Regions from separate parts of the Homo sapiens genome. Here region 2 is linked to region 1. The links are chromatin loops, found by intact Hi-C in ENCODE. Cell type or tissue: Calu3. All regions are shown on one strand. Links, peaks and the distances in the headings refer to the core of each region. The heading gives the core; the rest is flanking DNA. Region 1 overlaps NEK4 (NIMA related kinase 4). Region 2 holds the start of ITIH4 (inter-alpha-trypsin inhibitor heavy chain 4).

What was found. Peaks named below come from ENCODE experiments on the same cell type or tissue, not always from the same donor. Only the 100,000 strongest peaks of a DNase experiment are listed, where the experiment ranks them.
Region 2: a loop joins it to region 1, with 6 times the contacts of the local background. A loop is called at or near these places in 14 of 110 quality-filtered maps.

Annotation. Positions count from the first base shown.
Region 1 is chr3:52,736,901-52,749,254 of GRCh38, reverse strand. It overlaps NEK4 (NIMA related kinase 4), which reads left to right. Exons shown (of 16, transcript NM_003157.6): 9 at 2,351-2,521; 10 at 3,045-3,194; 11 at 4,950-5,016; 12 at 5,794-5,903; 13 at 7,756-7,844; 14 at 9,621-9,826; 15 at 11,536-11,669. Among named protein-coding and RNA genes, the nearest start is that of NEK4, 28 kb to the left of the region's middle. In Calu3, for the core only: CTCF peaks have their summits at 6,326 and 6,580; no DNase peak of the experiment used is centred there.
Region 2 is chr3:52,822,546-52,834,899 of GRCh38, reverse strand. It overlaps ITIH4 (inter-alpha-trypsin inhibitor heavy chain 4), which reads left to right and starts at 4,228. Exons shown (of 24, transcript NM_002218.5): 1 at 4,228-4,347; 2 at 5,621-5,781; 3 at 7,703-7,807; 4 at 7,947-8,109; 5 at 8,249-8,359; 6 at 8,886-9,014; 7 at 9,942-10,058; 8 at 10,335-10,503; 9 at 10,585-10,710; 10 at 10,896-11,077; 11 at 11,159-11,344. The coding sequence starts at 4,258. It overlaps ITIH4-AS1 (ITIH4 antisense RNA 1), which reads right to left and starts at 10,965. Exons shown (of 3, transcript NR_046615.1): 1 at 10,907-10,965; 2 at 10,563-10,788; 3 at 9,586-9,695. STIMATE-MUSTN1 (STIMATE-MUSTN1 readthrough) reads left to right here. Exons shown (of 10, transcript NM_001198974.3): 9 at 1,151-1,283; 10 at 1,470-1,779. The coding sequence ends at 1,576. It overlaps MUSTN1 (musculoskeletal, embryonic nuclear protein 1), which reads left to right. Exons shown (of 3, transcript NM_205853.4): 2 at 1,151-1,283; 3 at 1,470-1,779. The coding sequence ends at 1,576. RefSeq lists enhancers at 6,268-6,875, 6,876-7,484 and a silencer at 10,484-10,641. In Calu3, for the core only: no CTCF peak of the experiment used is centred there; DNase peaks (open chromatin) are centred at 3,159, 6,899 and 7,249.

The sequences.
Region 1 (12,354 bases), core at 2,619-10,618:
ACGCTGAGGCAGGAGAATCGCTTGAACCTGGGAGGCAGAGGTTGTAGTGAGCTGAGATTGACCCAGTGCACTCCAGCCTGGGTGACAGAGCAAGACTCCATCTCAAAAAAACAAAAAAGGAAAATAAAATATTGTCTCCCATCCTCCCCTCCCCTCCCCTCTTCCCCTTCTGCAAGGCCTTGCTCTGTTGCTAAGGCTGGAGTGCAGTGATGTGATCTCAGCTCACTGCAGCCTCCACCTCCTAGGCTCAAGTGATCCTCCAATCTTACCCTCTCGAGTAGCTGGGACTACAGGCATACGCCAGCACGCCTGGCTAATTTTTTCTATTTTTTGTAGGGACAGGGTGTCCCTATGTTGTCTAGGCTGGTCTCAAACTCCTGGCTGGGCTCAAATCATCCTCCCACCTTGGCCTCCAAAGTGCTGTGATTACGGGTGTGAGCCACCTGTGCCTGGCTGAGCATCTAATTAATATGCATCAGACATAGTCCTAAGTACTTTTAGTGTATTCTTTCAGCTAATCCTGAAATAGTAATACAATATGGCTGTGGGTATTAGATCCATTTTTAAATGATGAAACTGGGCTCAGGGAAATTAAGTTTCTCACATAAGACTGCATCTAATGCCAAGCTCAATGGTCTTTTTATTGTGCTTTTTAGGGTACATCCAAATAACTGATGTTTACTTGGGAAATAAATTTGTATTAAATTGGAATTCATTTAAAACATTGGTTCATTTTCAGAATGGAAAACCTATGAAAAGTTATGAGGAGATTTTTAAAAATAATTGAATCAAACATCAGTAGTTTCAGATTAACCACAATTTAAGTGATTGAATTAAAACAATTATTTTTATTTGGAGGAAGAGAAAAAAATCAGAACATTTGGATAACTGATGTCGGCATTTTGTCTTTGCCTGTCAACACTGCAAATAAACATTCATTTTGAGAAAGACAACTTCTCATTTTCTTTTTAATTTATTAAAAAATTTTGGCCAGGCACAGTGGCTCACACCTGTAATTCCAGCACTTTGGGAGGCCGAGGCGGGCGGATCATGAGGTCAGGAGATCGAGACCATCCTGGCTAACACAGTGAAACGCCGTCTCTACTAAAAATACAAAAAAAAAAAAAATTAGCTGGGCGTGGTGGCGGCCACCTGTAGTCCCAGCTACTCGGGAGGCTGAGGCAGGAGAATGGCGTGAACCCAGGAGGAGGAGCTTGCAGTGAGCCGAGATCGCGCCATTGCACTCCAGCCTGGGCGACAGAGCGAGACTCTGTCTCAAAAAAAATTAAATAAAATAATAATTTTTTTTTTTGAGACACTCTTGCTGTGTCACCCAGGCTAGAGGACAGTGGCATGATCACAGCTCATGGTAGCCTTGACCTCCTGGACTCATACAATCCTCTTACCTCAGCCTCCTGGGTAGCTGTGACTACCTGGCATATCACTACATCTGACTTTTTTTTTTTTTTTAAATGGAGATGGAGGTCTCACTCTGTTGCTCAGACTGGTCTTGAACTCGTGGCCTCCAGTGGTCTTCCTGACTTGGCTTCCCAGAGTGTTGGGATTACAGGTGTGGGCTACCACACTCAGCTTCTTCTCATTTTCATTTACAATTTTAAAAGTAGGCATGGAGCGTTTGGCCATTTGGATGTTCAAAAGACTTCATTATTTTGTGTTTTTGTGTGTGTTTGCTTCATTTTATAATCATTATTTTTTAACTGTTGCATTATGATTTAATTTCATTGCACAAAAATTTGAAATTGCAACTGCTTTTCTTTTCTTTTCTTTTTTTTTTTTTTTGAGATGGAGTCTCACTCTGTTGCCCAGGCTGGAGTGCAGTGGTGCGATCTCAGCTTACTGCAGCCTCCCCCTCCCGGGTTCAAGCAATTCTTCTACCTCAGCCTTCTGAGTAGCTGGGATTACAGGTGCGTGCCACCATGCCCAGCTAATTTTTGTATTTTTGTAGAGACGGGGGTTTCACGATGTTGGCCAGGCTGGTCTCGAACTCCTGACCTTGTGATCTGCCTGCCTCAGCCTCCCAAAGTGCTGGGATTACAGGCACAAGCCACCATGCCTGGCCCGCTTCTTTTGTTTTCTAAGAGGAAGGTTATGTATACCTCTATATTCAATTCTGCATTGTTATATTTGAACCATATTGTGAACTTTACATTGTGATGGGTCATTTTAGAACTTCCATGTAACACTAAATTGCAATATGGAAACCAGTTTTTAAAACTGAGGAAAGTTTTCATGCTAAAAAACAAAAGCCACTTTTTATGGACAACTTACTTTGGATTACAATGTACCAGGTTGCTGCTATACTTTAAAATGTCATTTTATTGTTTTTAAGGATCAAGTTGCTGGTGAATGTATTATAGAAAAACAGGGCAGAATCCACCCAGATTTACAGCCACACAACTCTGGGTCTGAACCTTCCCTGTCTCGACAGCGACGGCAAAAGAGGAGAGAACAGACTGAGCACAGAGGGGAAAAGAGACAGGTCCGCAGAGATCTCTTTGCTGTAAGTCATTTTGCTTTGGTTTGGGAGGTGGACTTTGGGAAACTCAATTTCTATTTAGAGCAATTAACAATTGCCAAAAAGGCATGTAAGAAATGCAAGGAACATAATACAGAAGGGTGACAATGGCAAGATGCTAAATAGTAGTTTTCAAATATCAGTGAGTTCGAAGCAGAGTAAGGATTTTATCTTCTCCAGCAAAGATGGACAGATCATTTTGAAAGTTAAAGGAATAGGCTAATGTGGTTAAACCTTTGGCCCCATCTGTATTGTACTGATGAACAGTTCTTTCTTCAGCTTCTCCACAGAATCATGTTGACATCTCATTTCTAGAAATAACTTCAACACGTATCCTCTCCATAACCTTCTTAGATGACTGACTTTTGGCAGAGTCTTTCCAAAAAAATGCAATGTTTTGAAGGTTTTAAGAGCAAACCACGGACAAATACATAGAGAACCTGCTGATAGGGGAACATTGGAAGGGGCTATATATGAAACTGATAATCTTCTTTTTTAATTATTTAAGTTCCAAGAGTCGCCTCCTCGATTTTTGCCTTCTCATCCCATTGTTGGGAAAGTGGATGTCACATCAACACAAAAAGAGGCTGAAAACCAACGTAGAGTGGTCACTGGGTCTGTGAGCAGTTCAAGGAGCAGTGAGATGTCATCATCAAAGGTTTGTGGGAACATATGCTGGATTTTTAAAAACCTTATAACCAGACGTGGTGTATCATGCATGTAATCCCAGCACTTTGGGAGGCTGAAGCAAGAGGATCAATTGAGTCCAAGAGTTCAAGACTGGCCTGGGCAATATAGTGAGACCTTGTCTCTACAAAAAATTTAAAAATTAGCGAAATGTGGTGGCATGTGCCTATAGTCCCAGCTACTCATGAGGCCGAGGTGGGAGGATGGCTTGAACCCAAAAGGCGGAGGTTAAGGTGAGCCGAGATCATGCCACTGTACTTCAGCCTGGGTGACAGAGCAATAACCTGTCTTAAAGCAGAAACCCTCCAAAACCTTCTTATAAAGCTTTTTGTTTGTAAAGTCTTGTGTATATTATGAAGTTTTGTATTAAAACATCTTAGCTCTGCTTCTTGCCAAACACTGGAAGGAACAGATGGGACAGATGTGATCTCAGCAGAATCTTTTTTTTTTTTTGAGGTGGAGTCTCGCTCTGTTGCCCAGGCTGGAGTGCAGTGGCACAATCTTGGCTCACTACAATCTCCGCCTCCTGGGTTCAAGCAATTCTCCTGCCTCAGCCTCCTGAGTAGCTGGAACTACAGGTGCCAGCCACCATGCTCGGCTAATTTTTGTATTTTAGTAGAGATAGGGTTACACCATTTGGCCAGGCTTGTCTCAAACTCCTGACCTCAGATGATCCGCCTGCCTTGGCCTCCCAAAGTGCTAGGATTACAGGTATGAACCACCGCACCCGGCCTCAGCAGAATCTTTGATTGAAATGGACAGATTCTGTGGTTTCAGAGATGGTCACTTCCAGTGAATTAAAGAAACCAAGTAGGCCAGGTGCGGTGGCTCACGCCTGTAATCCCAGCACTTTGGGAGGCCGAGGTGGGCAGATCACAAGGTCAGGAGATCGAGACCATCCTGGCTAACACAGTGAAACCCCATCTCTACTAAAAATACAAAAATAAAATTAGCCGGGCGTTGTGGTGGGCGCCTGTAGTCCCAGCTATTCGAGAGGCTGAGGCAGGAGAATGGCGTGTACCTGGGAGGCAGAGCTTGCAGTGAGCTGAGATAGGGCCACTGCACTCCAGCCTGGGCTACAGAGCGAGACTGCATCTCAAAAAAAAAGAAACCAAGTAGATTCCGAATATGGCAAATGTGAAAGTCCCCATTTGCCCTTCCAAAAATGAGCACCTCCCAGAAACGAGGGCTGTGATCATTGTGATCATTTTTCACTAGTAGCTATAACCCTGCTGTGGGCTGGTTTCCAATGGACACTCCTCTAAGTCCAGCGCAAGACCTTTTTTTTTTTTGGTCTTGCTGTGTCACCCAGGCTGGAGTAAGACCTTTTTCTTTTTTTTTTTTTTTTGAGATGGAGTCTTGCTCTGTCACCCAGGCTGGAGTGCAATGGCGCGATCTCAGCTCATTGCAACCACCGCCTCCCAGGTTCAAGCAATTCTCCTGCCTCAGCCTCCCGAGTAGCTGGGATTACAGGCACGCACCACCATGCTCGGCTAATTTTTGTATTTTTAGTAGAGACGGGGTTTCACCATGTTGGCCAGTCTGGCCTCGAACTCCTGACCTGGTGATCTGCCCACCCCAGCCTCCCAGAGTGCTGGGATTACAAGTGTGAGCCACCGCATCCAGCTCAGACCTTTTTCTTAATGCTGAATGATACATCATGGATTGTAGGTGTTATAAAAATAGCAAGTAGGAATGGAAGTGACTCTGTGACTTTCTTTTAAAGGATCGACCATTATCAGCCAGAGAGAGGAGGCGACTAAAGCAGTCACAGGAAGAAATGTCCTCTTCAGGTAAAGTTGACTTCTTTTCTTCATCTAATTGGCAGTTAGGGGTATGGTTCGTGGACAGAAACACTGGTTCTAACTATGAGAGGTTGAAACTTTCCAGCAGCAGTAAAACATGTAGGAAATCGAGTTGGAAAAGATTTTGAAATTTCTTAGTCAAGTCTTTTAAGAAATCATCATAGGGTGTTGAATGTGGTTCAAATATCAGAGGAGGGGGATATTAAAGAAATAACAAGAGGGCTTTGAGTGGCAGTAAGTCCTGGGAGGTTTCAGACCAGAAATCAAGTGAATGTTTAACTTTTTTCCATGTCCAGTGTCCACTGTTCAGTGAATTGCTCCCATCTTAGGAACAGAGGGAGGTTGCTTGGGGAGTGGTGCTGCCGTAGGCTGAGGGCTATCATTCTTTTTAATATTTTTTAAAGATAGTACTAGCAGTTTCCATTTATTGAATGCTGACCATGTCTTAGGCATTATGGTAAACATATTAAGGGTATTATCTCATTTCACATTTACAGTACTGCCAAAATATGCAGCATTATCCTCATTTTGCAGCTAAGGAAACAGAGGCTCTGAGGAGTTAAGTAACTTGCCCAAGGTCACAGAGCTGGTGGACCTAGAGCTAAGATTTCAACTGAGGTGTCAGACACCAGAGAAATGATAAATATGCTGTTTGACTTACTTTTGGGCTAGCTCCTGCTGGGGTATGTTCCATACCAAATACAAAGCCCTTTTCAACTGGGGCAGCCCACCACAAACAACTACTGGGGATGTTTGCCTTTTCAGGCCCTTCAGTGAGGAAAGCGTCTCTGAGTGTAGCAGGGCCAGGAAAACCCCAGGAAGAAGACCAGCCCTTGCCTGCCCGACGGCTCTCCTCTGACTGCAGCGTCACTCAGGTGCATTACGTACTCCTAAGAGAGAAGGTGGACAGTCTACATCTGGCAGGCCTAATGCAGTAAACCTTTTAAATGTCAGCTCCATTTATTTTTGGGACAGGGCCAGCTTGTTATATCTTTTCACTCTTGATAAAGAAAGGAACTGGTAAATAATAGTCAAAAGGATTATGATTGACCCATTAAGGGAATAAATTTTTCAGGTACTCTTGTAAACAATTGATAGCCTAATTAAAAATATTTCATAGGTTGGTCTTAACAGGACTTCCTGGCCTGATGCAGTGGCTCACGCTTATAATACTAGCACTTTGGGAGGCCAAGGTGAGAAGATTGCTTTAGCCCAGGAGTTTGAGATCAATCTGGGCAATATAGTTGGACCCTGTCTCTAAGAAAAAAAAATTACCTGGCAAGGTGGCGCACACCTGTAGTCCCAGCCACTCGGGAGGCTGAGGTGGAAGGATCACTTGAGCCCAAGAGGTTGAGGCTACAGTGAGTTGTGTTCACACCACTGTGCTTTAGCCTAGGTGACAGAGCAAGACTCTGTCTCAAAAATATAAATAAATAAATAAGTAAATAAATAACAGAACTTTCTAAGGGCTTGCACTAGGCAGCACTTTGCTCAATCTGCTGTGATACCAACATACCCATCTGTGTCGCCAGATTTGAGTCTCACTTGCTAATCATTCCTCAGTTTCTTATTTGTGTCAATGTAGTTTACCTTCTTGCCTGTAGATGATGTAGGGACACCATCTGGTGGCTAAATGGGTAATTACTAGGTTTCTAACCCATGTTCACCTCTCTGTATAATACTCTGGGAATTCTTCCTGTTCTTTGAAAGTATTGGATGTATTATTTCTTTAACTATATCATTTAGTTATTTCACTAATAGAGGCTGCCTTCCATATCTCAGAGTTGTAAGGTTTATGTGTATTTTTAGGTGATCCTTTAAAGCACTTTAACAGTCTCACATTAAGAGCAAGCTGAAGCTGGGCATGGTGGCTTGTGGGTGTTATCTCAGCTACTTGGGAGGCCAAGGAAGGAGGATTGCTTGAGCCCAGGAGTTTGTGGCCAGCCTGGACAACATAGTGACACCCCTGTATCCAAAAAAAAGAAAAAAAAAAAGACAAGCTGAGTTTGCCTAGGTAATTTAAAATGCCAACATTCCTATAGAACAAGCCTTCTGCTTAGGAGTTGATAAACCAGAACTAGCCATCCACTGTCCTCTGGAAATTTCTTCACAGCTGAGACTCTCCAGGACCTTTGTAAAACTTCACCTTGGGCAGGCGCGGTAGCTCATGCCTGTAATCCCGGCACTTTGGGAGGCTGAGGCAGGCGGATCATGAGGTCAAGAGTTGGAGACCAGCCTGGCCAACATGGTGAAACCCTGTCTCTACTAAAAATACAAAAATTAGCTGGGCGTTGCGGCACGTGCCTGTAATCCCAGCTACTCGGGAGGCTGAGGCAGGAAAATCACTTGAACCAGAGAGTCGGAAGTTGCTGTGAGCCGAGATCGTGCCACTGCACTCTAGCCTGGCGACAGAGCAAGACTCTGTCTCAAAAAAACACAAAAATCAAAACAAAAAAAAAACAAACAAAATAAAAAACTTCATCTGATGTTCTTCAGTTATTCTTGTGGACTTTATGAGTGAACTGGGATATCACGGGTAAAATCACTTCAATGTTTTTTTCTTTTTGCCACAAATCATATGGGAACAATTTTTGTATTTGTTAGATTCTCCTGTTATATTGCACCTAGGAACGTATTGTGTCTAGTTGTTGCATCTAAGACTGGTTCAAGTATCACATTCTGGTTGTGTTGTCATGTAGAATTTTAATTCTTCCAAACATTTAATAGGAAAGGAAACAGATTCATTGTCTGTCTGAGGATGAGTTAAGTTCTTCTACAAGTTCAACTGATAAGTCAGATGGGGATTACGGGGAAGGGTAAGTTCTTGTTTTTCTGTCTCCCTTTATAAACTATTTCTGTTTTAATGAATATTAAATGTGCATTTTCAGTAGTATTTAGATCTCTAGTATTCCCACTGATAAAATTATAAATGGTTTGTGGCATATGCTGGAGCTAAAAGTGTCTCTTCTTTTTTTTTTTTTTTTTTTTTTGAGACGGAGTTTCGCTCTTGTTGCCCAGGCTGGAGTGCAGTGGCACAATCTCCGCTCACTGCAAGCTCCGCCTCCCGGGTTCACACCGTTCTCCTGACTCAGCCTCCCAAGTAGCTGGGACCACAGGCGTCCGCCACCATGCCCGGCTAGTTTTTTGTATTTTTTTAGTAGAGATGGCGTTTCACCGTGTTAGCCAGGATGGTCTCGATCTCCTGACCTCGTGATCTGCCCACCTCGGCCTCCCAAAGTGCTGGGATTACAGGCGTGAGCCACCACGCCCCGCCTGGCCATTATTTCTTCACATTTTTTTTTTGGACTTCTTCCTGCCCTCTTAGGGATTCCAATTACATGTATATTAGGCTCCTTAAATATGTGCCACAGCTCACTGATGCTCTGTTTATTTTTACTTTTTAAAAATATATTTTATTTTATTTATTTATTTTTTGAGACAGAGTCTAACTCTGTCATCTAGACTGGAGTGCAGTGGCATGATTTTGGCTCACTGCAACCTCTGCCTCCTGAGTTCAAGGTATTCTCCTGTCTCAGCCCCGCCGAGTAGCTGGGATTACAGGCACTCGCCCAGCTACATTTTTGTATTTTTGGTAGAGACTGGGTTTCACCATATTGGCAAGGCTGGTCTCGAACTCCTGACCTCAGGTGATCCGCCCACCTCGGCCTCCCAGACTGCTGGTATTACAGGCATGAGCCACTGCACCTGGCCTGTTTTTACTTTTTTTCTGTTTCACATTTCATAGATTCTATTGCTATGTCTTTGAGTTCATTAATCTTTTCTTCTGCAGTGTCTAATCTGTTAATCCTATCCCGTGTATTTAATATATTGTATCTTTCATTTCTAGAAATTTGATTTGGGTCTTTTTTTAATGTCTTTGTGTCTCTCTTTAACATGTTCATGTTTTCTTCTACCTTGGCCATATGGAAGATATTTATACTACCCATTTTAATGTCCTCATTTATTAATTCTATCAGTCGTGTCACTTTTGGATATGTTTCTATTAACTGATTTCTTTCTCTTCACAAATGTATGATATTTTCCTGCTTCTTTGCCCATCTGGTTATTTTTGATGGGATGCTAGACACTGAATTTTACCTCATTGGAAGCTGGTATTTTGTGTTTCTTTAAATATTCTTGAGCTTTGTACTTGAGTATAGTTAAGTTACTTTGAAATAGGCAGAATTTGTACACAGAATCTGGGGCTGTTTCTTTTAGACTGTCTCCAAGGTTCCTGTCTCACTTTCTAGTGACAGTGGTTGTTCTGAACTCTGTCCTTTCTGTAGGCCCACAAGATTGTGAGTTCTCTTGTACTTTGATCTGCCTATGGCCTGCTCTTAGGCTTAAAGGTGTTGACTCTTCTCCAAGATCTGCCTGCAGATTTTGTTTATTCTGCATTCCCTTTACGTTGTTGAGTTTTGTATTTTTTCTAGAGTTTATAGTTGTTATTTGTGGAAGGGTCAGGTCAGTCTGTAGGAACTTACTTGGACATTTCAAAGGATAATTCCCGAAAGGTCGTTTTGCACGTAATTTTTTAATGAAAAATTCTCATGAAGCCAATTAAATAACAAAGGGATATTTTTTTCCCCCAGGAAAGGTCAGACAAATGAAATTAATGCCTTGGTACAATTGATGACTCAGACCCTGAAACTGGATTCTAAAGAGAGCTGTGAAGATGTCCCGGTAGCAAACCCAGTGTCAGAATTCAAACTTCATCGGAAATATCGGGACACACTGATACTTCATGGGAAGGTTGCAGAAGAGGCAGAGGAAATCCATTTTAAAGAGCTACCTTCAGGTGATCAGCTTATTATTATTTTTTGTTTTTTAGACGGAGTCTCACTCTGTCACCCAGGCTGGAGTGCAGTAGTGTGATCTTGGCTCACTGCAACCTTTGCCTCCCGGGTTCAAGCGATTCTCCTGCTTCAGCCTCCCAAGTAGCTGGGACTACAGGCATGCACCACCATGCCCGGGTAATTTTTGTATTTTTGGTAGAGGCGGGGTTTCACCATTTGGCCAGGCTGGTATTGAACTCCTGACTTAAGGTGATCCTCCCACCTTGGCCTCCCAAAGTGTTGGGATTACAGGTGTGAGCCACCATGCCTGGCCTAGTTTATTCTTTTACAGCAAACTGGAGAGCATGTGTTTATTGGAGAACTGTGTCAAAACAAGGAACTAATGCCTATAAATTTTTTTGTGTTTTTAAAATTATTTCATTTGCATATCTCCATAAAAGGTATATCCTGTGTTTTGCAACAGAGGTATTCCTGAAAAGTTACATGAAAATTAATTTTTAAAAATAAATAGATAAATGTTTGTGGTTTTTCATGTGACTTTTCTTCAAGTTAGACAGTTGTGGTGTTTTTTAGGTTTAAGAGATGGTAGTGAAGCTTAAGTTCATATGTAAATTTTAAGTCATTAAACCAAACTCTTGTCAGAGGGAAAAAAGAATGTCAGTATAACAAGATTTTTAAAAAAACAGCCCTGCTGGGTACGGTGGCTCATGCCTATACTTTGGGAGGCTGAGGAGGGCAGATTGCTTGAGTCCAAGAGTTTGAGACCAGCCTGGGCAACATGATGAAAACTTGTGTCTACAAAAAATACAAAAATTAGCCAGGCATAGTGGCTCATGCCTGTAGTCCCAGCTACTCAGGCGGCTGAGGTAAGAGGATTTCTTGAACCCAGGAGGTTGAGGCTGCAGTGAGCCATGAGCATGCCACTGCACTCCAGCCTGAGCGACAGAGCAAGATCCTGTCTCAAAAAATCAGATGAAATGAAATAAAAATAAAATAATAAAATAAAATACCAAAAAAAAAAAAAAAAGGCTTGGTGTGGTATCATCATGCCTGTAATCTCATTGCTTTGGGAGGCCAAGGTGGGAGGATTGCTTGAGGCCAGGAGTTCAAGACCAACCGGGACAACATAGACCCCATCACTGCAAAAAATTTAAGAATTAGTTGGACATGGTAGTGCATTCCTGTAGTTCTGGTTACTTGGAAGGCTGAGGCAGGGTGATTGCTTGAGCCCAGGAATTAGAGGCTATAGTGAGCTATGGTCACACTGCACTACATCCCTATGACAGTGCAAGACCCTGTCACTTAAAAAAAAAAAATAGGCCGGGTGCAGTGGCTCATGCCTGTAATCCCAGCACTTTGGGAGGCTGAGGTGGGTGGGTCACGAGGTCAGGAGATCAAGACCATCCTGGCTAACACAGTGAAACCCTGTGTCTACTAAAAATACAAAAAATTAGCTGGGTGTGGTGGTGGGCCCCTGTAGTCCCAAATAGTCGGGAGGCTGAGGCAGGAGAATGGCATGAACCTAGGGGGTGGAGCTTGCAGTGAGCTGAGATCGTGCCACTGCACTCCAGCCTGGGCGACAGAGCAAGACTCCGTCTCAAAAATAAAATAAATAAATAAAATAAAATACAAAATTTTAAAAAATTGCAGTGTTCTTGCTATAGTGGTAAAAGTGTTTATTTTTCCCTTTGTCTTTGTTGTTGCCTTTTAGCTATTATGCCAGGTTCTGAAAAGATCAGGAGACTAGTTGAAGTCTTGAGAACTGATGTAATTCGTGGCCTGGGAGTTCAGCTTTTAGAGCAGGTGTATGATCTTTTGGAGGAGGAGGATGAATTTGATAGAGAGGTGAGTGTCTCATTAACTGTATCAAGATGCTTATGTTATAGAATTTTTTAAACAACCTTTTGAAATATAAATCACACATAACAATTCACTCATCTAAAGTGTATAATTCAGTGGTTTTTAATGTGTTTACAACATTGTACAGTCATTACCACAATCGATATTAGAACATTTTCATTACGCCCCAAGAAGCCCTGCACCTGTTAGCAGTCACTCCCCATGGTCCGCACTGCCAAATCTGAAGTCATGAAGATTTATTTTTATATTTTCTTCTAAGAGTTTTTTTGGTTTCAGCCCTTTTAGGTCTTGGACACTTTTTTTTTTTTAAGGAAAATTTAAACTTTAGCTTGGGCATGGTGGCTCACGCCTGTAATCACAGCACTTTAGGAGGCTGAGGTGGGTGGATCACCTGAGGTCAGGAGTACCAGACCAGCCTGGCCAACGTGGTGAGTGGTGAAAACTCATCTCTACTAAAAATATAAAAATTAGCTGGGCATGGTGCCACGCACCTGTAATCCCAGCGGCAGGGGAGGCTGAGGCAGGAGAATTGTTTGAACCTAGGAGGCGGAGGTTGCAGTGAGCTGAGATTACGCTACTGCACTCTAGCCTGGGTGACAGAGCAAGACTCTGTCTCAAAAAAAATAAACTCTATTACCTATTACCTAAAACATGAGAACTATGTACATTC
Region 2 (12,354 bases), core at 2,161-10,160, 86 kb before region 1:
GTGGAGGTGGAGTCCTGGACACTTTCGGCTCTGGCAGCTGTGTCTTGATCTGAGCCCCAAGCATGAACTGGAGGCTCTGCAGCCCTTGGGAGATGGGGGCTCAGGGAGGACCCCCTGAAGAACCCCTCTTCTATGTGGCTTTGGTGGTATTCCACGGTTTGTTAGGAGGAGTGGAGAGAAATGTTGGGGGTGGGGGGGGCCTAGATAGATCTTTGCATGTGCCTGTGTGTGTGTGTGTGTGTGTGCGCATCTGTGTGTGTGCTGCCGATATAGCTCAGTGTGTAGAGCTTTGTGCATTTGTAGCTATGGGCCCGGCAGCCATGCACTCTGTGTGTGGCCACACACATAGGTCTGTCTGTCTCTGTGTATGGTATATGCATGAAGCTGTATGTGTGTGCACATGAGGCTGGAGGGACACAGCTGGATGCATCGCTGTACAGGGGTATAGTGTGTTGCTCTGAGGAGCCTGGCCCAGGCTGAGCGAGGAAATACCTGCACCTGCACCCAAGCACAGGCAGGTCTCAGACTCACAGGCGCCTGGGGTTGAGGGGTAGGGTAAACACCGAGCCTGGGTGTCCCCCACCCTGGAGGGACAGACCAGCCTGCCAAGAGAGAGGACTGTCCTTGCTGCCTGCTCTGTGGGTGGGTGGCCATTTTGGACTGTAATTCTGTGGGCATCTGGCCCTTCTACCCCATTTCCAGCCCCAAAGACACAAAGTAAATAGTGGCGCTTTTCTGGAAGGGGGCAATCCTTGAGGAACCGCTTGCCACCCAGTGAACAGGTTTTGGAACTAACCAAATTCCCTAGTATTGCCCAACCTCAGAGCTAGTCCCCTTCGCTGTTCCCCACTGTGCCCAGTCCTGAGCTTGACCAGGTAGCCAGACACGCCAGTGTGAGGCTGCAGCAGCCACTGCTCCCAAGAGCTCCCAGGCTATAGGGGAAAGGCACATGGGCAAGTCAGACCAAGACAGCTGGGAGACCTGCAGCAGGTGGAGTATAGTTGGGAAGGCTTTCTCTGGAAGAGGAGTAGAGCCTTGAATAGGCTTGGGTTTAATGAGCAGAGAAGAGGGGTCTTGGCCAAGGCACAGAGGTAGGTGTGCCTTTCTACCGAGGCTTCAGGTAGTAAGATGAGGCTCTTGGATCTCCAAGGCTGGTGCTCAGGAAGCCCCTATCAAGAAGAAGCGCCCCCCTGTGAAGGACGAGGACCTGAAGGGGGCCCGAGGAAACCTGACCAAGAACCAGGAAATCAAGTCCAAGACCTACCAGGTCATGCGAGAGTGTGGTGAGTGTCCTCATGCCATCTGGGGCTGGGGATGGGGGTGCAGGTGTGTGTCAGTGGTGGGGGGAGGTGGTCAAGGATCCTTTTCTGAGAATCCAGTATTCCTGGGTTCAAGAAAGGTGCTCCCATCGTAAGGGATCTTCCCTCCCAGGAAGCTAGGCTGGCCCCTGACTTTACCTCCTCCCACAGAGCAAGCTGGCTCGGCCGCCCCGTCGGTGTTCAGCCGCACCCGCACAGGTACCGAGACTGTCTTTGAGAAGCCCAAAGCCGGACCCACCAAGAGTGTCTTCGGCTGAGAAGTGTGCGCCACTCCCCTTGCTGCCCGAATGCTCGGAAACAGGAGCCTTTCCCAGGAACTCTTTTTTATGCCAGAACGCTTCCTCTCCCCTGCTGTCTCTGGGGCTGCCACCCTCCCCCACAGTCCAGGCCCTTCAGCCAAGGGCTCTGCACCAGCACCTTGGAAGCACCAATAAAGAGGATGCCCACGTGGCCCCAGCAATCAGAAGGTGTTGGTTGGTCCCTGGCTATGGCCACTATTGAGAGGGAGGACAGGGTGGGAACATGGAACATGTCCGTTTAAGAGGATCCCAGGGGATAGCACAGGTGCTATTATGGGCACTGCCACATGCTGCCTTGGACATGGAGACTCAGTGCTGACCTGTGACTTCAGACTTTTCTGAGCCTCAGTTTCCCCTTTTATACTACAGGGGAGTTGAGCTGGAGTCTATTCCATAAAGCAGGCCATGATGACACTGCTCAGAGTGAAGTGGGTGGGGTCTCAGGGACCACCTCTCCTCCTGCCTTCCACAGAAGCTGCTGAGAAGCCTCTGAGGACCTGCAGGCTCTGCAGCACCTAGGGACCTCAAAAACCCCTCTCCCTGCACTGCACTAGGGACCTCAAAACCCCTCTCCCTGCACTGCACTAGGGACCTCAAAACCCCTCTCCCTGCACTGCACTAGGGACCTCAAAACCCCTCTCCCTCCCTACACTTTTGTTCACACTGCCTCCTCCCGGCTTTTGTCCCCTCCAAGTCAGAGCCAGATTGAGATTCCTCTCTGGCAGTCAGTTTCCTGAGCTACCGTCTCTTCCAAACAGCAGGGGTAAGACTCCCACATTCTGCTCCAACCATGCTGTCTGGGGCATGGAACACCAGATTCTCAGCCTGCATGACCCTTCTCTCTCCAGTCCTCTGTCCCCTGTGTGCCTGGAAGTGCCAGGTTCAAAAGACCCATAGAGGCCTGTCCCGTTGTGATGGCAAGACCATGACCATGGACAGGCTGACAGTGGCTCTTTTCGGAGCTGGACTGGCAGAGCCTGGGCTTGTGGTGCCTGGCTCGGGGCTGATGCCTGCTGGGGATGCCTTCCTGTCCCAGGAGGTTCTGGCTGCCCAGAACGTTTCCCACAGTCCCGGCCAGCCTGGCCACCTTATATAGCCCTGAGTCCGGGCTGGGCCTGTGCTCTCTGCCCCAAGGGAGCAGCCCTGCTGTGAGGAAGGGCCCAGTCCTACTTGCTGGACTCCATGGGGAGACTCTTCCCCCAGACACTGAAAGGAGCGTGTTCCCCTGTGTAATCCCAATCGTATCCAGAGCCAAAAGGGTGAGCAGTGGAGACGTGCGCAGAGATGAGGCTTCTGGCCAGTCATGCTAAGGAAGGGGAACGTCTTCCTTGCAGCTGTAGAAATAGCTCCAGTCTATGGCACCTTTGCCCCAGGCCTGCCGCCACCTCTAATGGAGACAGGACTGGTGGAGAAACCCTCCCCAGCCTCTGGAAGCCACTGGCTGCCCCAAGGCCCCCGATAGGTTCCCAAGGCAGCTGGCCCCCTCAGGGCTGGTGTCACGGAGCCGCCGTCCTTCCCTGATCCAGGACTTGGCATCTGGCCACACTTTTATGACTCATCTTTACCCATCTGTGGCCACAGACTCAGGAGCTGGCTTCCCCAGAGCCACCAGGGAACACGAGCCCCAGCGGTGCCCAGAGCGCATAATATGTACTCACTCGATCCCACTTTACAAGGAGCAGAGCGCTTCAACTTTAGCAAGGCCGGGACCCACCCCAGGCCTTTGGGCAGCGCTCCCCTGGGTCTGGGCTGTGGCAGCATCACACTGCTCATGACAACAGCATTCTGCCCTCTCTCAACCAGCGATTCCTGGGCTCCCTCTGCTCCACCAAATGACTCCCCAGTCACCCCTCAGGAGCTGCTGGCACTGTCAGGTCTGTCTTCTGTTCCATGCTCTTCTGTCAATAAACTCCCCGCATGGAGACCTCTGTGCCACAGGATGTGGCAGGTTTATGACTCAGTTGTATTGCCATTCTTGTTTTGGGGGCCTTGCTGGGGTTGAACCTAAAGCCCTGGCTAGATTAATGGCACCCAAACAGCAACCTGGGACCCCAGGAGAGAGAAGGAGGCGCCCCGTGCCCAGCACCTCTCACTTCAGAAATACGGCGTATCTATCCTGACTCTAGATCTGCCCCACACAGACACCTCCCAGAGTCACTCCATGCCTTTGGGCCCTCCCATCAGCCAGACACACTTACCTGGTGGCCAAGCCCCCTTCTTCCGGGAAGCCGCTAGGGTAGCCCTGTAGCCCTAGTCTTCCCCACCATCCCCCGCTGTTTCTCCCCGGGCTGGACTTAGGGAGAGCAGACTGACATCTTCACTGTCAATTCCCTCCCAGCCCTGTGGAGCTTGGTGGAATGCCTGGTGTGAAGGGTCCTGGTGAAGGTTTCGCACTTTTCAGAAGGGGCATGTACCCCCACTCCAAACTGAGCCTACCTTTCTTTGGTATACATTCCTGCCCCCAGCCAAGGTCCATGGGACGTTCGTCATTTGCTTATCTGAGGTCACTGTGGTTTTTGGCTTGTAGATCCCAATTTCCCAGAACCTGCCCCCATGTGGGTGGGGCAGCAAACAAGTTACTAATCCATTCCCCACTTGCTGTCGAGTTCAGAAGCCTCCTGGCAGACACTGGAGCCACGATGAAGCCCCCAAGGCCTGTCCGTACCTGCAGCAAAGTTCTCGTCCTGCTTTCACTGCTGGCCATCCACCAGACTACTACTGCCGAAAAGGTAGCCAGTGTCCATGGGTGTGGCGTGAGCTGGGGGATGAGAGAACGCCTGGGAAGTGGGGAAGAGCCTCCGCATGTGCCAGCGTGTCAGCACAAGTGCGTGTGCATCCCTGTGTGTGCAAAAAAATGGTGCAGACCTCCCGCCAGGCACTACCCCAAGGGCCTTACTGGTATTCTCCCACCTAATAGAGGGGATGATCCAATCATTTCCATTTTCCAAATGAGGAAATACAGTTTTACAAGCCTGGCTCTACCGCCTTTTAGTAAGTGACCTCAGGAGAATGATTTATGCTGACTATGTCTCAATTTCCTCATCTGTAAAACAGGGTAATACTAGAACCTATTCAGAGGGTGGCGGTTGTGAAAACCAAACCCATTGTATCTATAAAGTGCTTAGGACAGTGCTTGTTGTGAAAACCAAACCCATTGTATCTATGAAGTGCTTAGGACAGTGCTTGTCGCAGAGCAAATACCCAAGCACATAAACAAGCCACTTGGCACCTCTGTGCCAAACTGCATTCAGGCAGCCGCATGCAGCCGAGCAGAGTTGGTGCAGTGCGCATGAGCATGTCACACACAAGCAGGTAAGAGGTGCCCGTGTGCCCCTCCTCGGGGGACACAGACCTCAAGGCAAATGGCACCTGCTAGGGGAGTGCCCTGCGGAAGTGGGGATGAGTTGGGGAGGGTCCACTGCGGAGCAGAGAGGAAGATTCCCAACTCTCAGAGACCAGACTCTAGTCTACCTCCGAATTCTCCCAGCTCTGAGGGCTTCCTTCTAGGAGACTGGTGGGAGCTTCCCTGTTGCCACAGAGGCCAAAGTCTCCAGAAATCAAAGGACCTGGTCACTGCCCTTTTTCTGGGCAAAGCTAAGCCAGCATGCAAAGCTCCCTGACCCCACCAGGTCTCTCACCCCTGCCCAAAGGCTGAGTGTGATGCCCCTCCCAGACACTGGCCCTGGCTTCACCAGCTCCACCCCCTGCATGCTTGTTCTTCTCCAAGGGGTGCTCTGGGCCCCTATAGATCAAGAAGGACGTGGCCCCTGCCCTGTGGTGCTGTAGGGTGGGGAATGAAGCACACTGCTATCTCTTACCTGAGACAAATGTTCACATATGAGATGCCTCACTGGGTTCAGCCTGAGGCCTGGTCAGTGGCTCAGTCAGATTGGGAGCCAGGGTTTGGTCTAGAGCCAGAGTCAGGGCCAACTCTTGAAGAGCGTCACCCCGAGCTGAGGTGGCATTGAAACCCTGCAACCCCCTTCTTCTTTGCTGGTCCAGAATGGCATCGACATCTACAGCCTCACCGTGGACTCCAGGGTCTCATCCCGATTTGCCCACACGGTCGTCACCAGCCGAGTGGTCAATAGGGCCAATACTGTGCAGGAGGCCACCTTCCAGATGGAGCTGCCCAAGAAAGCCTTCATCACCAACTTCTCCATGTAGGTGCCTTCCCACCCTCCTCCCCTCTCCACACCCCCCAGTGCTATGACTCCATCGCTCTGTGCCAGCAAACCCTCTTCTTGAAGTAAGGCATGCCAGGGTGTACATCTTCAGGAGTACACCCTGCACCTGGGGCCACACAGGAACAGGGGCTTGCCAAAGGACTTATTCTCAAAGATGCCCCCGTCCTTCCCTCCATCCAGCCATTCATCATCCCTAAGTGCTGTCCAGGTGTTAGGCAGAGAACCACAGAATCTTTGTGACTTTGCCTTTGAGGAGCACAGACTTGAGGCCTCCTGAGGCCAGACCAGGCAAGAGGGAGTCACCAAAATGCACATTCCAGCTCAAAGTACAGAAAACCTTCTAGACCCTTGGCTTCCTCACAGTGGAGAGTGGCTTGAGGAGGATTCTCCTAGGTCTGCCCCAGCTGGGATCCTGCAGAGGACATTTTTGCTCAGGCTGCGTGAGAGATGCCTGAGGTTTCTCTGAATTCTATGAGCCAAGGATGGTCCTCACTTTGTCCTCTGCCACCCTCCCCTACCCTTCCCAACTCAGTTTCCAATGTTTACTAAATGCACCAGGATGCCGCCTGTCCCTTGCTGCCAGGAAAAGCTGTGATTTAGGACAAGGGCAAGACTCTTCCCAGAAACAGGGCGATGGTGGGGCAGAGAGGGAGTGTCTCATGTGGGGTCCCACACTGTGGCCTCTGGAAAACTGCAGTGGGGGCTAGTCTCCTCCCTCAGGCGCCAAGCATCCCCCACTCCACCGCAGCCTCTACTTTTCCTAACCCAGAGCCCGGGCCTATGCTGCCCAGCTTGCAGTGCAAGCCCCACGGGCTGTGTCAGCCTTCGACATGGGTGCCAGGGTCAGCAGTTGCCAGGTCCAGGCCCGTGGCATCTGCTGAGAGCCCAAGACTGTCACTTGCCTTCTCTAGACCCAGAACCTGTTGCTGCATGAGTTAGGGGAGCAGAGAGCAGGTTCCCTGCTCCCTGACCTGGCCAGGAGCCCCAGCTGGCCATCTGGAGAGATGAAGCACTGCCTACCCAGGGGGAGGAGTGCCACTGCCCACTCACCAGCCCCATCCCGGGCTAGAGTTAAATTATAACCAGGAAGGTCAGGCAGGAGGGACGCGTAGTCCTGACATCCTGGCTGCTCCCCCTCCTGCCCACTGCCACACACTACCACATGAAGTTGACCAGGCACATCCCTACACACCCCACAAGGAGGCTCTGAAAAAGTCGTTTTCCTCCCTGAGAAATGGCCTGGGCCATTCTTTCTCAGCCCCCAAAGGATGGCTGCTAGGAGTGTGTCCACACACCCAGGAGTCCCGTCCACCAGTTGTCCAAAACCTCCTTCCAGATATGCCAGCCTCCCTATAGGGTGCCTGCCTCTTGTGGGAGGGAGCGGGGAGACTGCTGTAGGGGGAAAGTGCTCAGAGCCTCCAGCCCTACGTCTGCTTCCTCCTCAGTCCTGGCCCCACACGGCTGCACGCAGGGCTGGGAACAAGTGTGACTCAGAGAGCTCTTGCTGGTGATGAACTAGTTCCCCTGGAACAGTCCGTGAAATGGAAGGGGCAGGTGGGAATGTGGGCCAGCTTCGGCCAGACTGGACAGGTGGAGAGAAGGCAGGATTTAGCCCGGCCCTGCCCCTCTGCAGCCTCCCCTTCGTCCCTTCTATAAAATGAATGCTTACTGTTACTGTACACACCTCCGGGAGCTAGAGGCCTGGAGCACTTTGCAGAGTGCCCTGCACAGGGTCCTGTATGCGGTAGGTGCATAATAAATGGCACTGGGCTCAGGCAAAGATGGGAGTCACTGTGTCAAGAGGCACACCGAGTCCAGAAAGGCTCTCTGGAGGAGGCAGGAGTGGAATGGGCCCCTGCCACCAGGCTCTCAACAACTCCCACCCTTCTGCCCCCAGGATCATCGATGGCATGACCTACCCAGGGATCATCAAGGAGAAGGCTGAAGCCCAGGCACAGTACAGCGCAGCAGTGGCCAAGGGAAAGAGCGCTGGCCTCGTCAAGTGAGCTGGTGGGGGGCAGCTTCAGTGGGGAGGGTCTAGACAAAGGCCACCTTGCCTTTGGCCCTTAGTCCTGCTCCCACCTCTACCAGCCTTACCCCACCTGTCCTGGAGGAGCAGGCCTGATGCCCTTCTCCCCCAGGGCCACCGGGAGAAACATGGAGCAGTTCCAGGTGTCGGTCAGTGTGGCTCCCAATGCCAAGATCACCTTTGAGCTGGTCTATGAGGAGCTGCTCAAGCGGCGTTTGGGGGTGTACGAGCTGCTGCTGAAAGTGCGGCCCCAGCAGCTGGTCAAGCACCTGCAGGTACCTGCTGCTACCTCTTCCAGGGAGGCCTCCTGCATGACCCTTGCCCTGCTGAGGGCGGCCCCTCTTTGTCCCTGAGCCTCCTGTGAGCCCCAGCCCAGGCTCCTGGCTGACCCAGGGACCCACATCTTGCCTCCAGATGGACATTCACATCTTCGAGCCCCAGGGCATCAGCTTTCTGGAGACAGAGAGCACCTTCATGACCAACCAGCTGGTAGACGCCCTCACCACCTGGCAGAATAAGACCAAGGTGGGCCTGTTGTGGTCAGCAGGTGAGGGTACCAAGGGCCCTGCCTTCAGGCCAGCCCTATGAGCCCGGATTTCTGGAAAGCAGGATGGGCTCTCCCTCCTGTGAGCTGTGACCTGGAGAGGCTCCTGAGATCTCTGCATCCTTGCTGTCATTTGGCAGATGGGGAGGGCAAAGCCTAGAGAAGGACCATGGCGTCCTCGTATGAGCCCTGAGATCTGTCTGGGAAGGGGCTGGATAATAGACTGATGTGAGGGTCCTGGGGCCAGGTGGAGAGAAGGAGATGGTTGGATGGCACACATCCTGGAATAGCCTCTGCTTGCGCAGCTCCAGGAACAGGGAGCTCATCACACCCCTCCCCTACGTGAAAGTGGTCCATCAATAACTCAGCCTGAAAGAAAGTGCCCTGGAATACGGACCCAAGGCTGCATCCTGGAATTCTGATTTCCCAATATACAGACAGGGGTAGAGGGTGTTGTTGGCCTGGCTTTGCTGTTCCTCCCAACTTCAGCCCGGATTATTCCTCCAGGCTCACATCCGGTTCAAGCCAACACTTTCCCAGCAGCAAAAGTCCCCAGAGCAGCAAGAAACAGTCCTGGACGGCAACCTCATTATCCGCTATGATGTGGACCGGGCCATCTCCGGGGGCTCCATTCAGGTGGGTGGACTTCAGGCAAGAGCAGAGCAGCCTAGAAGTCTGTCCACCCCCAAGGGCCTGAGCTTGGGTATTTTAGAACAGGAAAAGAACCACCCTTACTTAGCAGTGTGCACCAGGGACCGGCACAGACAGAAAACACGTGATTTAGTTGTGTTGTCCCTGAAACTATTCCCTTTCCCAGGCAGAAAAGGTTTGTCTCTGAGAAGAGCTGCCCTGTGGGGTTTCCCTCTTTGCCTCTGCTGCTGGGAGGCTCACAACTCAGTTTTATGCAGATTTGCAGTAGTTTCTTTCACACTAGTTTCTGGCATTATTATTGTTGTTATATTTTGGTATGATCATGGCTCACTGCACCGTCAAACTCCCAGGTTCAAAAGAAACTCCTGCCTCGGCCTCCCTAGTAGCTGGGACTACAGGCGTGCACCACCACACCTGGCTAATTTTTTTTTTTTTTTTTCCAGTAGAGACAAGGTTGCCCAGGCTGGTCTTGAATTCCTGGGCTCAAGTGATCCTCCCACCTAAGCCTCCCAAAGTGCTGGAATTACAGGCGTGATTCACCACACCCAGCCATTTCTGCCATTGTTATTATACTTCCCTTTTACTCCATGTTTTTGAAGTCTTCCCTCTTTTGATGGTTGTCAGGTTTATGATGTCTGAACTTTTTAGTATAAACCATCTGAAATACTAAAACAAATAGAAGGAAAAGTTGCAGGGAGAGTTCTGGTGGGCTATGCATGAGCAGGGAAGGCTTCCGCAAGAAAGGGGCTGGTCTGAGCCCTGAAAAAGGGCAAGGTTTTGGGGAGGTTAGCAGTGGGATGGAAATGGGATTGGAACAGAGCACAGAAACCCAGAATTTGGGGTAAAGGGGCTGAATGGGGATAGGGCCAATTGTAGCTCTGATGGCCTGGGTGGGTCTCACTCTGGCCACAGATCGAGAACGGCTACTTTGTACACTACTTTGCCCCCGAGGGCCTAACCACAATGCCCAAGAATGTGGTCTTTGTCATTGACAAGAGCGGCTCCATGAGTGGCAGGAAAATCCAGCAGGTAGGTCCTGTGGCCCAGGGCAGGGCCCTGAAAACTCCCAGGCCCTTCACGCTATCAGCTGTGGTCCGGCAGGCAGACCCCCTTGCTTCACCTTTCGGCACCATGGGGCGGGTGGCTCTCAGGAACCAAGGTTGGCCAGAGCCTAGGGCAGCCCCTGTTCCTAGAGCAGATACCATGACCTCACCCCTGAGACAGGAGTCCAAGGATGCCAGCCCTAGGGCACACGAGCCCTCAGGGAGCCCTTCTGAAGCACCTATGTTTCCTCTCCCTGACCAGACCCGGGAAGCCCTAATCAAGATCCTGGATGACCTCAGCCCCAGAGACCAGTTCAACCTCATCGTCTTCAGTACAGAAGCAACTCAGTGGAGGCCATCACTGGTGCCAGCCTCAGCCGAGAACGTGAACAAGGCCAGGAGCTTTGCTGCGGGCATCCAGGCCCTGGGAGGTAAGTGTCTCTGTGGCCCTGCAGGGTGGGGGCTTCCAGGGCTCCTGGCTGGGGACCACCTTGAGAGTGCGTGTTCCTCAGGGACCAACATCAATGATGCAATGCTGATGGCTGTGCAGTTGCTGGACAGCAGCAACCAGGAGGAGCGGCTGCCCGAAGGGAGTGTCTCACTCATCATCCTGCTCACCGATGGCGACCCCACTGTGGGTGAGGGCCCTGCCCGTGACTCCAGGACGTGCTGCACAGGGGAGGCGGCTGGGGCTGCACCTGGGCTTGCTGTGGGATCTGGGCAGGGAGAGGGGGTCACTGAGGCCCCTCGGCTCTGAGGTTCCAGAAATATTCTTCAAGCAAATCACTATTTTCTCACCCTCATCCCAAACCCCTGGGTCCAGGGGAGACTAACCCCAGGAGCATCCAGAATAACGTGCGGGAAGCTGTAAGTGGCCGGTACAGCCTCTTCTGCCTGGGCTTCGGTTTCGACGTCAGCTATGCCTTCCTGGAGAAGCTGGCACTGGACAATGGCGGCCTGGCCCGGCGCATCCATGAGGACTCAGACTCTGCCCTGCAGCTCCAGGTGCCAGTGTGCCCCAGGTGGGCTGCACAGAGAAGTGGGCAGTCATAAAGCCCAGCCTTTATGACACCCCCAACCCTGCAGGACTTCTACCAGGAAGTGGCCAACCCACTGCTGACAGCAGTGACCTTCGAGTACCCAAGCAATGCCGTGGAGGAGGTCACTCAGAACAACTTCCGGCTCCTCTTCAAGGGCTCAGAGATGGTGGTGGCTGGGAAGCTCCAGGACCGGGGGCCTGATGTGCTCACAGCCACAGTCAGTGGGAAGCTGGTGAGTGTGGCCAAAGCCACCCTGGAGGGGAATGGCAGCCTCCACCTCTGCAGCCAGAGGGGCTGGACTCAAATCCCAGACCTGCCCAGCTCCAGCTTTCCCCTCTGCTGCCTGTGGATGACACAGGGGCATGGCAGGGATTCAATGAGACAATGGAGTGATTCTCATGAGACCAGCACATACAGGCTCTCGGCAGCCGGTCTGTGCACCTGCAAGCACAGGTGAGGGCAGGGATTCCTCCCTAGTTGTCATCCCTTCCTGTCCTGGTACCACAACCCTCTCAGGTTGCAGTCAGACAGGGAGGGCTGCTCCTATTTCACAAATGAGCAGACTGAGCTCCAGGCAGGGCAGGCAGCTTTCCCCGGGCCCCACTGCAACCAGGCCAAGAGCCCAGCTTGCCACGTGGCACCCTGTCCTTGCCCAGCCTTCCCTGCCTCCTTCCAGGGACCCCCTGTCATTTCCACAAAGAGAAACTGAGCACAAGCTCTGCGGCAGGGCCTTCTTCAGGCCCTGGGATGCAGCAGTGAATGAGGCTGACCCCTCCGTGCCCTCATGGGAGAGACAACCCAAGGACATATCACCACACAAACCAGCTACAGGCTGGGATCTAACCCTGGACTCAGGAGAGCAGCACCAGGAGCCCCAGCCTGGCCTGGGGATCAGGGAGGGCTTCCTGGAGGAGGCCCAGCAGAGACAAAAGGATAAGTAGGAGGTGGGAAGAGTCCAGATGGGGCAATGGAGGAATATGTTAGGCCCCTGTGGCATGAGGGCAGCGTGTGTGAAGAGAATAGGAGTGGGCGTTGGGGGCCCATGGCCTTGTTTCAGGACAAGTCCCCAAGTGTCATGACTGTTGGTACGGTCTGCGTGGCCACCCTGCCTGGCTTCAAACCCAGCTCTGCCACCTCCCAGATAGGAGACATGGAGAAGTCACTTAACCTCCATCTACTGCAGTTTCCTCCTATGTAAACATGGGAATAAGTCGCATGCCCCCCTCATAAAGTCACTGTGAT